Regions from separate parts of the Homo sapiens genome. Here region 1 is linked to region 2. Evidence: read pairs that join two places in POLR2A ChIA-PET (ENCODE). Cell type or tissue: PC-9. All regions are shown on one strand.

Region 1 (2,500 bases), 120 kb before region 2:
CATAAGGTCTTTGGCTTTTACTCTGATTGAGATGCAAAATCAATGGAGGGTTAATGCACTAGAACATATTACTGAGAGGTTTCCATGTTCTTCACATATTTTTTAAATGTATTAGCAACTTTAATAAATTATGAGAAAGTGCATTATGTCAAACTCCCAATTGCTAAATACTGCTGATCTCATACAGATCTCCATTTAGGACTGCCCTTGTGATCACAGAGCAGGTCAGAGCCTGGGAGAGCATAAAGGGCTTACATGTAAGAAGCCCAGGTGTAGTGGGCCACACTATTTCCAGTGTGCCTGCCTCAGACCTTGAAAGAATGTGTGTGGCTATCCCTGAAGCCTACAGCTCAGCCTTAAAATCCAGACAGCTGGGAATAGATCAGCCATCTCTGCTACCAGCTTTTGGAGCAGTGCTGCAGGGAGAAAGCTATCCATCAACAGCTGTTTAGGCAGCAGGCTGAAAATGCTCCTCCAAGAAGGGCACCAAGAGGAGAGACAGTCTCTCCAGCAGAGCAGGGAAAAGTCCTGGTCAAACTTCTGCCAACCCCATTTAATCTCACAATGTCAAGTCATCCTCAAATTCCATTTCCCTCTTCTGTTCAATAAGATCTTTTTTAAAAAATTTGATGGGATGTCCCACAAATAAAACATTGGCTGATTAGAATTCAAGTTCCTTCTGTGCAGCAGTGGGTCCTATGTGTTGTGAGAAGACAAGAGTGCAGTTAGATGCATGGAAAAGAAAAGCAGGGAAAACCATTGAAAATTGCTTCAGAATAAGCAAATTGATAGCTTAGATTCTATTTTGAGGATTTAGAGTTAACACCTTGGACCTGCCTTTATCCTGACAAAGGCAAAGATTCAAAGAGCCGTTGGACCTTTAGAATTTAGGGAGCACCACTAGGAGCCTCCACTTTCCAATTCATGGTCCTGAGGTCTAGAGGAATTGACTTCTTTTTGGCCTATCTATTTGCAATTTCTCCCAAGAATTTCTAGAATTTATTTTCCTCTGTGCTTCTCAGTGTTTCCCTCTGTAGACGATTGCTACCCCAATGGATGCAAGTTGTCACCAGGGGAACATGGTTGCATGTAGCACCAAATACTGCTTGTAGACTGAATAAATACTGTCTTACAAGTAAGTACATGTATGATAGTTTCCAAAGTTATAAACTCTACTGTGAGGAATAAAATGCAGATTCAGACATATAATTTTTAATTGAATTCACAGTAATTTTTGTAAAGTGTGTTCCCAATGAACAGGTAGTGAAAACATACTTAGTAATATAGATGCACAGAGAAAATTTTTCAATGCCAAAAGAGGAATTTTAATTCTTTGAAAACATATGAGTAGTAAATGATAAGTAATAAAATGAATCTAAGTTGTGGGCTACTTAGAATTCTAACTCAATGGCTGTGGTTAGAGCAAACTATGGGTTATGAAGACCAATGAGGAGAAGAGACATTCTAGGGTTTCCTGGTCTTTGAGAGCTACCATTATAGACTCGTTTCTTGGAGATATTTCCTATTCTTCATGATCCAGGAATTTTGCAATGATAATAATCCTGAAATCATTAAAGCTTCAGTGTGAAGTAATTTGTTAATTACCTACCTCCAGTAAAAGAGGATGTTAGAATAGAGAGAAAATAACAGACTTCATGAGAAACAAGTGCAAAAACATGAAATAAGGAAAAGTACTCAAAAAGGAAGGTGAAATGGAAGAAATGCTGCAAGTAGAAGAGAAACTTCTCTGTTTTAATCATGAGAGGATATTGGATTTTATCAAATACTTTTTATGTAACAACTGAGATGATGTTTTCCGTCCCCTTATTCCATTAACAGAATGTATTCCATTGATTGATTTTCATGCACTCGGAAGCACTTTGCCAAAGGCTGGAGCAACTGTTGACATGTGCAGCTATACTTTTCTTATATGAATCTGTTTTTCAAGTTATTGTCTATGCTGGATCGTTTCCAGAATGTTCTCACATGCCATGGGGATTTGAAGTTTTAAAACTTTACAATGTTTGAACTCAACACTAAGAGCTAGTTTTTAGTCATCAGTTGGTTTCATTCAAGTTAACACCAAGAGTAGAAGCTCTTTTCCTTCATTCAAAGAAAAAATAAGATCAAGAATAACACAAAAAAGGACTATCTGTAATGGAATGTGGGGCAGGTTATACAAAAGGAGGAATATTGGTGTTTGGACATTCACTTAAAGAGATTTAACCGAAGAGGAGGCTTAGGAGGCTGCTAAGGAGAGAGGACTGTTGGACGTTAACCCACCTGTAGCCCCTTAACGGTATTTCCTCACATGTTTAATTCAGGCAGCTTCCATGACCTCAAAGCAAACAAGGAGGACTTCTGCATGAGCACCACACATCTACACATGGTTTTTTTTTAAAAAAAAAAGAAAAAAAATCCCCTCTAAAAATCCAACGCTATCTCAAGAAATTGATTTTTCTAAGGAATACAATTTCAGTTTGCTATTTTTGTATTTATG
Region 2 (2,500 bases):
AGTTAAGGGCAGTAAGCAGTGTGATGACATGGCCTGACTCTGGCTACCCGCTTCTTGACGTCTCTCCTACCACCACTAAAGTCTCAGCCACTGTGGTTTCCTTTCCAGACAACTGCCACATGCTGATCTCTCCACTCCCACTCTTGCCTACCTGCAATCCATTCTCCACCTAGTAGCCAGAGTCACTTTACCTTGATTATCACGTTTAATCCCCACAAAATCCCAAAGGTAGAAACTATAGTTATCTACATTTTACTGATAAAATAATTGAGGTTCAAATATTTTGCTCATGTTTACCTAAGCCAAGATTTGCAAACTCAGTTCAGCTGCAGGATTTGTGCTCTTAACCCATACATTGTATAATACATCCTCCCCATTTGTCAACTTTAATCTCAGTGGAAGCCAAGTCCAGCCCAGTGTCTACCAAACATACTTTTCAGTGTTCTGCTTTTCCACTCTTGCCACATCTCGCCCTCAACTGTCGTAGGGCCCTTGGGCCCCATCAACTTGGCAGAACCAAAATCCAACTAAAAGAGGGTATCTTTGCCCCCAGGCTGGAATGTCTAGGATGGAAAGTGTTTCAGAGAATGCATTGGTCCGCTGGGGAGAGCGGAACTGCTGTTCCTTTCTCACCTGCTGGGTTTCTCTTTTCTTCACTTCTGACTTCCTCCTGACAACCTACATTAAGTCTGACCCTTTGCACCAGGCACCCAACTGCAGCCTTCTTTCAAAACAGCTCTTGTCCTCCATGTAACCACTGAGCTAAAAAAATGTCAGGGTTCTTTAGACTTGGGTGGGAAGTGGACAGCAGCTTGGACAAAGCTATCACATCAAAATAGCTGCCGGGTCTCTCTTGATTGAATTGTCTTGGGACTAAAGCCCAGAATTGTAAACTAACGTCTATTTTTCACCCGCTGGCTTCCTGGGTTTGTTTCAGCCTTCGGGTGAAACTATTGGATACTGGACATCCATACACACCTTGACTTCACTTCCTTTTTATCATAACTTACACCTTTAGAGGCATTGCAGCTGAGCTGCTTGTTTGAGAGTGAAAGCTAATACTATGTTTTTCGAACTGTGGCCACAGGTTCCTGGGCCCACCCTAAGTCAGAATCTCTACAGGTCAGGTCCTTGGCTAATTCTAATCTTTGGTGTCTAAAGGCTCTTTTCAGCCTTTTCTCAGGATCATGGGTTTCCTGATTGCCAAACCATGGACAGGAAATAGGGCAGCTCAGCTGGGCACCCACGAGGCTGTTCAGGTTCAATAATTCTTGGGCACCCTCTGTCTATATTGAGGAGTTCAATTTCCTCTGCTTTCCAACTGGTTTCACCCTTGGAGTATTAATTATTTTCTTAAGCTCTGGTGTTAGCCCAGCCTTCAATTCCAAATTCTTCACTCTCACTTCTGCCTCTGACTGTTTGCATTTGACACCTGCCAGGTGGACCAGGTCTGATCTTATCTCCTCTAGTGACAGACCAGTTCCAGCCCAGGGTCATATCTATTCTAATAGCGAAGATAACACAGAAACGTAGGGGTGGGGTCAGATCTGATCTAAATTAAATAGCTGGTACATTTTTGGGAAAGCGTGAACAATGAAGATTTTTTCCTCTCTTTTTTTCTGAATCCATATGCTTTAATATTCTTTCTGCTTCAGTATCTGAAGATGTTATTCTCTCATACGAGTTTCTTCCTTTTGAGGATTTGAATGTTAACCTCTAAAGGCCAACCAAGCTGCCACAGTAACAGGCCTGGGGTCAGGTTATTTCTGTGTTTTAGGGCATATAGCTAAAGACTCCCCATCTTACATAGCTACAGCAGAGAATAAAAGTTAGGAAATGCATCACAGTCATCCCTGACCTATAAACACCCAAATTATGACTGTCCTGTATAGAGGCATGTTCGATGCATGGGTGAAACATTTTCTTCTCTTTCTTTGAGAGGCCATGGCAGATGCAGGGTGTGGGATCCCTTCTGGCCATGTGCCAAGTACCCGGAGCAGCTGCAGAGGGCTCCCCCTTCCTAAGCTTCTTCTCATTGGCAGGGTGGCATCTCTCTGAGCTGTTCTGAAAACAGCTGATGTCTACTTGCAACATTTTGAGCTACCATTCATGAATACATTTGCCTATAGGTACAGTAAATAAATAATCATGCTAGTCCACAAAAATCCTTTTAATCCAAAACACAGCAGAGTTATTCTTCTTACATTTTGCCTGCACTTCCATCAAATAGGCATGGAGAGGCTGGCCTAACGTGGATAACATGTGTTTCTGTGTAGCTTGTGTTAATAACCTCACACAACTGCCGCAGGACTTTTCCTTAGTTCAGCTAAAGACGGGGTCCTTGTCCGTCCCACAGCCATGAAAATTCAAGCTGGCAGATGGTTTGAAGGGTGAGTAAAGCAGGGTTTTATTGGGTGAAAAGGAAAAAAGGGAAACAGGGACTCCTCAAGGCCAGAGTTCATCTAGTGTGCTTACTGCCTCGCAGCTTGAATCCCCAGCT

What was found. ChIA-PET counts read pairs that join two places held together with the same protein. Peaks named below come from ENCODE experiments on the same cell type or tissue, not always from the same donor. Only the 100,000 strongest peaks of a DNase experiment are listed, where the experiment ranks them.
Region 1: POLR2A ChIA-PET joins it to region 2 with 13 read pairs; 2 of 35 experiments call an interaction of 5 or more read pairs at or near these places.

Annotation. Positions count from the first base shown.
Region 1 is chr13:97,311,568-97,314,067 of GRCh38, reverse strand. All of the region lies in intron 2 of MBNL2 (muscleblind like splicing regulator 2), which reads right to left. Among named protein-coding and RNA genes, the nearest start is that of MBNL2, 90 kb to the right of the region's middle. In PC-9, no CTCF peak of the experiment used is centred here; no DNase peak of the experiment used is centred here.
Region 2 is chr13:97,191,321-97,193,820 of GRCh38, reverse strand. It overlaps a transcript of MBNL2 not described here. Among named protein-coding and RNA genes, the nearest start is that of LINC00456, 13 kb to the right of the region's middle. In PC-9, no CTCF peak of the experiment used is centred here; a DNase peak (open chromatin) is centred at 1,390; H3K4me3 peaks cover 68 bases; H3K27ac peaks cover 2,500 bases.